Regions from separate parts of the Mus musculus genome. Here region 2 is linked to region 1. A link is a contact called in ENCODE Hi-C or POLR2A ChIA-PET data. All regions are on one chromosome and are shown on one strand. The core of a region is the stretch at or near the end of the contact, and the rest is flanking DNA. Distances in the headings are between cores, read along the strand shown.

The links. Hi-C counts contacts between places; a loop is a spot of excess contacts on that map. ChIA-PET counts read pairs that join two places held with the same protein, here RNA polymerase II (POLR2A).
Region 2: a map of ES-E14 shows a loop between it and region 1 (2.3-fold over the local background). The contact joins the enhancer-like site here to the promoter of Ccdc177 in region 1. A Hi-C loop is called at or near these places in 33 of 37 maps with a recorded cell type or tissue (CH12.LX, CH12F3, ES-E14 and 11 more). POLR2A ChIA-PET finds 5 or more read pairs at or near these places in 3 of 5 experiments (Patski and embryonic stem cell).

Annotation. Positions count from the first base shown.
Region 1 is chr12:80,759,133-80,764,015 of GRCm38, reverse strand. It overlaps Ccdc177 (coiled-coil domain containing 177), which reads left to right and starts at 3,301. Exons shown (of 2, transcript NM_001008423.2): 1 at 3,301-3,619; 2 at 4,490-4,883. The coding sequence starts at 4,518.
Region 2 is chr12:80,876,687-80,881,322 of GRCm38, reverse strand. Susd6 (sushi domain containing 6) reads right to left here. Exons shown (of 6, transcript NM_178682.4): 6 at 490-4,227. The coding sequence ends at 4,202. Among named protein-coding and RNA genes, the nearest start is that of Gm23298, 32 kb to the left of the region's middle. Within about 2 kb of position 1,784, at least 1 of the 3 ENCODE cell types and tissues checked has a DNase peak (open chromatin) inside an H3K27ac peak, as active enhancers do; it is gastrocnemius, where a contact is called at or near this core.

The DNA.
Region 1 (4,883 bases), core at 2,052-4,551:
AGGAAGCAGAGAATAGAAACAAAGGGTGTTGGTGCTTAGCCCATATTCCCTTTTCCTCTTTCTTTTTGAGACAGCAGGGCCTTTGTAATTCAGCATAGGCTTGCCTCCAAGTCAATATGCAGCTAAGGCTAATCTTGAATTTTCTGATTTTTTTGCTTCTGCGTCTTGAGTGCTGGGGTTACAGGTATGCACTGCCATGCAGGGCTTTATATGGTGATGAAAATCAAGCCCACAGCTTTGTAGATGCCAGGTAAATATTTTAACAATGGAGCCACACCCCTGCCACTCATTCCCTTCTTTCATTCAGTCCAGGACCCCAGACCATGGGATGATGCTCTCATATGCAGACTGGGCCTTCCCTCCCCAGCTAAACCTAGAAATGACTTTACAGATACACCTAGAGGTAGATCTCTAGGTGATTCTAAATCCAATCAAGTTGGTGATGTAAATTAAGCTCCCTTTAAAAGTGCCTCACCTGGGGCTGGTGAGACGGCTCAGGGGTTAAGTGCACTGACTGCTCTTCCGGAGGTCATGAGTTCATAAACATCCGTAATGAGAAACAAAAAACAAAAAAACTATGGACCAGAGTGAGTGGGGCTGGAACAAGAGGGAGAAGGGAGGTGGGGGGAGGGGGGGAAGTGTCTCACCTGTAACATAAGCCCATTTAATGTGTACTGTCCACCTGGTCCCACTGTGATCAAAAAGACAAACCCCATGTTCTTTCTTTCTGTAGATGAGAAACAGGTCCTCTATCAGCATCTATGCACCACAGGGGCTAACTTGCTAGCTTGTGAGGTTCAAGCCTTACAACTCCTAACATCATTGCCTAAGAGTTGCATCAATACCTCCTACTTCCTCGATCACCATTGCACTTTGGCATCTGCTCCCCGTACAACGTGGTGGGATGTTTGCCAGTGTCACTCAGTCTGATGACTGTTACTTTGGATATTTGATTCCAGAAGAAACCCATTTGGACTTCTGTAGCCTTTAGTACTTGAATCACGTTCTTCTGAGCGCTCTCCTCACATAGCAAGCACACTCTCCTTCCGTTCCTTATTGGTCTCATCCATGGGTCTGCTTTTTCTTTGAAATCCTATCACTGATATCCTGTTATCAACCCATCTTTCCTATCTTCGTGGTCTCACACATATTATTCATTCTAAGACCTGTCTTAGTTGGGGTTTCCATTGCTGTGATGGAATACCATGACTAAAAGCAATTTGGGGTGGAAAGATTTTATTTCTGCTTACAGTCATATTTTTATCATCAAAGGAAGTCAGGGGCTGGAGAGATGGCTCAGTGGTTAAGAGCACTGACTGCTTTTCCGAAGGTCCTGAGTTCAAATTCCAGCAACCACGTGGTGGCTCACAACCATCCATAATGAGATCTGACGCCCTCTTCTGGTGCATCTGAAATCTGAAGACAGCTACAGTGTACTTATAATAATAAATAAATTTTTTTTTTTTTTTGGTTTTTCGAGACAGGGTTTCTCTGTATAGCCCTGGCTGTCCTGGAACTCACTTTGTAGACCAGGCTGGCCTCGAACTCAGAAATCTGCCTGCCTCTACCTCCCCAGTGCTGGGATTAAAGGCGTGCGCTACCACACCTGGCTAATAAATAAATCTTGAAAGAAAGAAAGGAAGAAAGAAAGAAAGGAAGAAAGAGAGAGAGAGAAAGCGGAAGTCAGGGCAGGAACTCAAGGTAAGAAGACGAGAGGCTGCTGCTTACTGGCTTGCTCCTGAACGCTTACTCAGCCTGCTTTCTTACACACTCCAGAATCACCAGAGGTGAAACCACCCACAATGGGCAGGCACCCCCTCATCAATCGCTAATTAAGAAAATGCAAGTCTTGCCTTCAGAGTAGTCTGGGGGTGCATTTTCTCAGTTGAGGTCACCTCTTCTTAAATGACTCTAGCATGTGTCAAGTGGACAGAAAACTAGCCATCACAGGGACCTTACATAGATGGTGACATCCTCGATCTAGTTCCAGTCCAGACCTCTAGTATGACTTAACCAGCCACCTGTTGGATGGTCCTACTCTAATGACGGAGAGGGGCAACTGCCCATAACTGGCATTCCATACCAGCTAATCTTCCCTCCTGGATCCACGCTTTCCGTGTCTGTCTGTCTGTCTGTCTGTCTGTCTGTCTGTCTCAGCATCCCACTGCTCCAGGCAGCCATCCTTGATCCCTCACTTCACACACTAGAGCCAAGCTTTGAGTGTGGTTCCTTCCACTGTATTTACAAACCCCCACCTTCCTCCTTTCCTACCACCGCTCCCTTTCTGGTTCCAACATTCCCTGTGCTGGGTACCTGCAGTGCCTCCCCAACTGCTTCCTTAGTCTCTTGGGCCTTGCCCTGTTGTTGCTAGAGTTATGTTCCTAAAAAGTCTATCTGCGGCATTATTTCCTTGTTCAAAACCTTCCCTTTCCAAAACAAAACAAAACAAAACAAAACAAAACAAAACAAAAACTTTACTTTCCCCTCATGGTTTCCTTTGTTTGCTTGTTTAGTTTCTCTGTGTAGCCCTGGCTGTCCTGGAACTCTGTAGCTCAGGCTGGTCTTGAACTCACAGAGCTCCACCTGCCTCTGCCTCCTGAGTGCTGGGATCAAAGGCGGGCATCACCACCAACCAGCCCTTCGGATTCTTTAGCATCATAGTTCACCACACTCTCTAATGCTACACCTCCCCCCCCCCCCCATTCCTTGGAGGATTCTAATCTGGGATGTCTTTGGCCACTACCACTCACGATGGAAGGGTAGGATGAGGTGTCATCAAAAAGCACTCATTACATGGCATCGATCAGGATCAGTCTCATCGTATGAAACTAGCGACTCGGAAGCAGCATCCGCTGGTCACTTGTGTTCTGCCGCCTGAACCCGTGTGTTTTTGTCGACTGTTTTTAGTTATTTAGGTGAGCAAACAAGGTAATGGCAATTTCATAATGTGGCATCATTCTTTGTTCTCATTCGTTCTCCCATCTTAGCTTTCCTTAAATAAATAAAAATCACTATTTGGACCAGGTGCCCTCTTTCTACCCAATTACTTGCTGACTTGTTGGTCTGCTTAAGATCCCTTTGAGAAATATACTGATTCCTTCATTGTACCCGCCTAAGGTGCCCAAAGACTAGATTTCTGGTGATAACTGCTATGTCCACATCTCTCTGTATTACGTATGTATGCATGCATTCATTTATATGCATACATGTGTAGTTACTGTATTTTTAATTGCTTTGTCGTCCTCTAAGCAAAGAAATGAATACCCTTAAGTGGCCACCAGGAGGCGCCAGGAGCAGCGAGAGACCTGCGGTACCTTGGCGGTAGAGGTGGAGATGGATGCAGAGGCGAGGGAAGAACCCAGCTTCCTTTTTTAAGAATCAGTTGTGAGCAAGGGAGCAGAGCTACGTTATTTTAGGGAGACTTTGTCGCACTCCCCCTCCCCCGGGTAGGTAGCGTCTGGGATGTGTGCTCCCAGTTCGTAGTCTCCCATGGAGAGACGCTGGCTGCTGCAGCCGGCAGTAACCCGACCCCGCCGGCGCAGGGACTGAAGAGGCGCCGGGGAGAGCAGCGAGAGGCGAACAAAAGCCCTCGGCAAGGGGGCCGGAGCCCGGACCTGGGGTAAGTGAACCCGCTCGGAGACCTAGCAGCTCCCAGAATGGAGCGGCAGGGTTTACGGCGCTCTAAGAGCCCACTCCCCTGAGATGCGGTGCGGAAACTGGTGAGCATCAGCGGCTGATGTCTGAGTCCACCATACTGGGGTTGATGGTACCTTTAACTACACATTCGGCCTTGGAGATCGGGTGCATCTGGGAGGATTCAGGTGCCTTGTGCATCTTGAGCAAACACCGGGTGGGGGCTGGAGGAAGAGGAAGGCAGAGAGCTCCCAGCAAGCCCCGCTGGAGAGGCTGGAGAAAGAATCCATCACTCCACTCGGAGAAGCCTTTGGAGACTCTTTTCAGCCCTTCCATCTCCCGGGGGCCCTGCGCTCCGGGTCCTTTTGGTAGAGAGAAATCAACCATAAACTTCTTCCTAGGCAACTGGGGCCCTCGCAGCAATGCACTTTGGCATGCACAGGCCCCTTCCCCTTTTGTGTTCTTGCAAAGCTGCATCCCAGCAGCCCGCCTAAGCTACAAACAAATAGCTAATCCTCCGGGGAATCCTCCAGCGCCTCCCTCGCTGGCTGCAGCCTTCCTTGCACTTCAATCTTTGCAGGAAGGGGATGCAGCTAGTGGGCCTCACGCCAATGTGGTCTCCTGAAAGGCCCTGCATTCTAGGTCTGAGGGAGACTGAGGCTGCTGTCTAAGGCCCAGCGTCCCCCCACCGCAACTGCCCAGCCTGAGTTTTTGGGGCATCAGTTTTAGGATTTACGTTCCATCAGGCCCCTGAGCCTAATCTGAAATCGGATTAAGTTGGGAGGGGTAAATATGGCTGAGGAGGGAGGAACAGCTCACAGATCCTCTATGTCCCCCCGCCCCTCTGTCATCTCAGGGACTCCAACAAAGAACGAGGTTCAGCTATGGTGGACCCGGTGCCAGAAGAGGAGAAAGAGGGAGCGGAGCCCGGTGGCTCTGAAGGGGATGAGGCCACAGCGTCCGAGCCCCCCGATGCCCAGGGAGCCCAGCAGCCGGCTGCCTCCTCGGCCTCCGCCTCCGCGGCGGCGCCCCGTAAGGCTGAAGTCCCCTGCGGGGCAGAAGGTGGACGTCGGGAGCAGTCTCCGTTGCTGCACCTCGATCTCTTCAATTTCGCCTGCCCCGAGGCAGAGGGCAGCCGCTACGTCCTGACCAGCCCCCGCTCTCTGGAGGCCTGCGCCCGATGCGCGGTCAAGCCCGTGGAGCTGCTGCCTCGGGCCCTGGCCGACCTGGTGCGCGAGGCCCCGGGCCGC
Region 2 (4,636 bases), core at 535-3,034, 120 kb before region 1:
AATCTGTCCCGTCTCCATACCTGCCAAGCAGCCTCTTCAGACCTAGAGCATCCTCTAGTCATGAGCTCTTGCCTGCTTCCACTCTTTGTGTGTGTACAGTGTATGTGTGTGGATACACAAGCAGAGGCCAAAGGATGGCACTCTATTGCTGTCCAACTTTATCTTTTCCTGAATAAGGACTATGAACCTGGAGCTAATTATGGAGGCTGGCTGGCCAGCAAATTCCTGAGTCTGTCCTCATTTCAGGAACATACCACCACACCCAGCGATTTGTGTGAGTTCTGGGGATACGAACTCAGGTCCTCACGCTTGCAAACACTCTACCAACTGAGCCGCCTCTCTCCTCCTCTTCCTTCTGTGGTGCTGGAGACTGAACCTAGGGTCTCACACATGCCAAGCTAGCACATATAGCCTTAACCCCAACACCTACTCTCTTCAATCATCTAGAGTTCTGAAAAACTATTTTTGGGAAGGACTACATCTCACATCTGCCTTCATAAGAATTTTTATTATTATTTAGAAATGCAGTTATATACATAGAACAATTAAAATTAAATTAAACTTTGTACAAATATTAAAATACTATCTTCATACCCACTGCAATGTACAGGATACCAAAAAATATATATATAAAATAAAATAAAGCAAACCCAGATTGATTGACATCCTGCACAGTCAATTAAGCATGTGTTGTTTAAACCATTTTATGAGTACCATTCTGCAAAGGATCCCATAGTGGTGCACAGCCTTAAGAAGCCAGGCCAGTGTGGATACAGCCATGCAACCCTCAACTACTTCCTCTCCCTACTTGGCAATCCAAGTGCTCTACTCTGCACCCTCATGGTGAGCTCTGCTGCTGGGTGAAGGACGGGTGGGGTGGGGTGCGCTTTGTTCAAACTCTACTAGGTTTTCAACTGCCTAGTAAAATGCCAAGTAAAATATTCTCTAAGGCTGCAGGAGACCCAGCAGGCCCCACAGAGAAGGCTCTAGCTGTACTGTCAGGCGCAAGCATACCTGGAATGAAGCTGTGTGGTAGGCATGCTGTGTGTCCCTTCTTTGTTCTTTAAGGAGGGGGAAGGGAGGAAGGATCTAGAAATGTTTGCAGCATATTCCATTTTCTATGCTAGAATGTTCCTCAGAACAGAGGAGATATTGTTATGCAGGAAGCCAAGTGACTCAAGAGCTCTGATAGGACTGGGAGGAAAAAGGCCAACTGCCATCTATCCCAACTTGGCCACTCTCAAAGCAGGAAAAATATACCTTTGTCTGTCTTGTAGCCTGGCTTCTTTACAGAACTGTAAAGCTGGGGGTGCAAGGAGGGCAGGATGAATGGGGAAGACAGTATGACTTTAAGTTCTCTTTGCAAATGGAGTGCTTGAAGAATGTACATTGAAATGCCTTATAAAACCAAACGAACCCACAAAGTGGTCAGGACTCCGCCCATTTCACAGTTCTCACACAAAACACAGAACTGGGCAGGTAGAGCTCACCTGTTAAACTAAGGCATGGAAGGACGGAATTTTCTATTTATTTATTTCATCATTCTGGCCCTTGAAAACTGATAGAATGTGACAGCAAGTCACCAGGATATAAAACCTGCATTGAGTCAGTGTAAGTATGAAAAAGCAAAAACATCTCCCAAACCAAAAAACCCTGTGTAAAAGTCCTTTGGTGCTGACTGCCTCTTTTGGACAAGTCTCAGGATGTCCCTGGAGGTGAGCCCAGTAAAGTAGGCTGCTTAGTTTCTTCCCACTTGCTCGAAGCTTCTTCCTGCCCATCCGCCTGCCACCTGCCACTGACCCTGTTTCTAGCAGGCTCCACTTCAAGGCAATTAAGTCCCCAGTCCGTCTGTAATGGACAAAGCCCAGATGCCCCAGAAACCACAGCACATGGCTAATGGTTAAGAAATTGCTGTAGAAGAAAACAATGCAGGAAGAAGCCACAGATGCCAGCAACAGGTGTGAGACCTCAAGAACAGACCTTCTAAAAGCCTGTGACAAGAGGATGGGGAACACGGGTGCCCTTTATCCTTCAGTTAGGCAAGCCTGGGCCTGTGATTTCCCCACAGCAGGCTAATGAATGCTGAGAGAAAACGAGGCACCAGGAGGTTCTTTTTCCCAAGGCCAAAGCCAGGCACCTACAAGGCTAAATAATAAGCCAAAGAAGTGCAATCTGTAAGGGGCAAAAGCCCAGGGTAACGACACAGAACTAAAACAGAACTCAGATTTTAGAAGAGCAGTAAGCAAAAGAGGCAGGCCCATTCAGAAGACTCGTGTTCCTTGCCCAGTTCTCCCTTGAGGGGGGTGGACACCACTGAAGCTGAAGAAGCGCCATGGTGAGGTGGCTTGGGGCCTTGGAACCCACCCCCAGGTAAGCCTATGGCAGCACCTGCTAGGGGTGTTCTAGTCGTCTAGTCTAAGCACCTTTTCCAGCTCATTCCTCAGCCAACCATACTTGTCTGGACACTGGGCACACTGGACTGGCCTCCTGGGTTAGTGTGGGAGTGGCCAGCAGGGACAGCAGACACTGCCCTTACCCTGAGAGGAGATGAGGGTGTCAGGAAGCCAGGCATGACAGGGACTAAAGTGCATTGTGAATGGAGGCAGTTGGCTAGGAGAAGTTATTCCCCTATTTTTGAGGCCACAGATGCCTGGAGCTAACCCTGTTGTGTCAGGAACTATAAATATACTGGGCTTTTATTATTTTTACCACCCCAGAGAGGCTCATCACAGGTTCAGTCCAGGACTGGCTCTGAAGAGTTTCCCAGCCCCAAGGCTTGAGGAGGAGAAAGAAGAAGAAGAAGAAGAGGAAGAAAAGGAAGAAAGGAAGAAAGATGAGAAGAAAAAAAAAAAACACACACATTCCTTGATACCACATCTGTCTTCTCAAGATGGTAGAAGCCTGGTGGGGCTCAGTTACCCAGACTTGTCAGCATTCAGTACAGGGCAATAGGAGGCTGGAAATGGCTGGAGCATTTCTTCTAGGCTAGTACGTTCCCACTCCCAGGACCTGTATCTCAGGTTTCTGGGTGCCCACCATCTCTATCAGCTGGCAGGGAAAATAAGGAGTGGCTTTTCAACGATGACGTGTGGAAAGGCAGGGAGGAGAGAACAGAGTGGGAGCAGTGGCACAGCAGGCCACTTCCTGGGCACAGTTACTAAGGCACATGACCGTGGTGAGGAGGATCCTCAGGACCTGCCGGAGCTGCCTGCAGCCACCGGGGACTTGGTCTGTACCTATCAGCCTCCCCTCCATCACCACAAACCTAAAAAGGGGCAACTTGCCCAGACTGCCAAAAGCCAGATGAGCTTTTGTTGGCATCTCAGCAAATCTCAGGATTCTGTGGGCTGCAAGGAAGCCAGAGCTACCTAGGACAAAGTCCAGGAAACAGCATGCAACTTCCCCTTATCCAGGAACAGAAACCAAGGCCAAGGCAGCCAGTGCTGGAAGCAGGAAGTGAGAACTTGAGTATTAGGAAGACAATCATTATCTGACACCTTTCCTCCTTCCCACAGGTCTTCTGGGTGCTTCTTAGAAACTCTCAAAAGAGCCAGGAACCTGCACGAGAGCTGGTCAGCGAGTGCTGGGTGGCTTTGGCATGACTTCCCAAACCTCTGTCCTCAGTTAAGGAAGATGCCGCCATCAGTGTCAACACACAGGGCAAGCTCAGGGACCCACATTCTGGACCCAGCATGAGCTATTCCTGCTTTGAGTGCCTTACTACTCTTCAATCTGTTTCTGCAGCCTCAGGCCTGGCCCCCGGGTACAGGTGGCAGTAGCCACTAAGGCCTGTGGATAGCAACCCACCTGCACAACAGGGAACCTGGACAGGGTGGGGAAGGCACAAGTAAACACAGCAGTGCTCAGGCCCTCATGGCTGCGGGGCTGCCACCAAGAGCTGGCTGGAAGGGACCCAGAGGCTGAGGGGAAGGGGAGGTTCAATCCAGCGCATTCAGACACATCCCTGACAGACAGATGGGAAGGCTGGGCCAGGCAAAGGGCCAGGTCCTCCAGCTGTCCAGTGGGCAGATGGTGAGAATCTTTCTTGAGTATCCATCGAGGTGGCCTGCAGGCTCTCAGGTACACAGAGATACACAGGTGGCAGTTCAGGCATCCAGGTGGGGCAGCTAGAGAGGACATGGTACTCAAACCCACAGGAAGAGAGAGGACGGGCAGAGAGGACAGAGGCCAGCGGCAGCCCTCATGCTTCTTTCAATAGTGGGATATCTGTAGAGACAGGGAGGGAAGTACAGCAGTTACCTAAGGGTGTCTCTCAGTATCTCTTCCAACTCCACCCTAGAGAGTCCCAAACAGCGCTCATTTAAAGAAATAAAACGTTCTGCTGTACATGTCTAAGCTAGTCAAATTTTCCTGCTTTCTATTTCTGGCCTTTCTGCTTCTATTCTCCCACTGCCTGTACGATAAAATCCCAATGCTAAGCCTGGTATCCAAACACCTTCTGGTCCCACCAACATAACCCTGATTCTGTTCTCTGCTGGTCTAGTAACTTTTGATTCTTTTCTAACCTTGCTCTAAGAAGTTTCAAAGTTCTCTTTAAGTTCTACCTTTTTAAAAAAGCTACCTGTCATCTGTGTGAACCTGGACAAATCATTTTGGACCAAACCAGTGGGTTTTG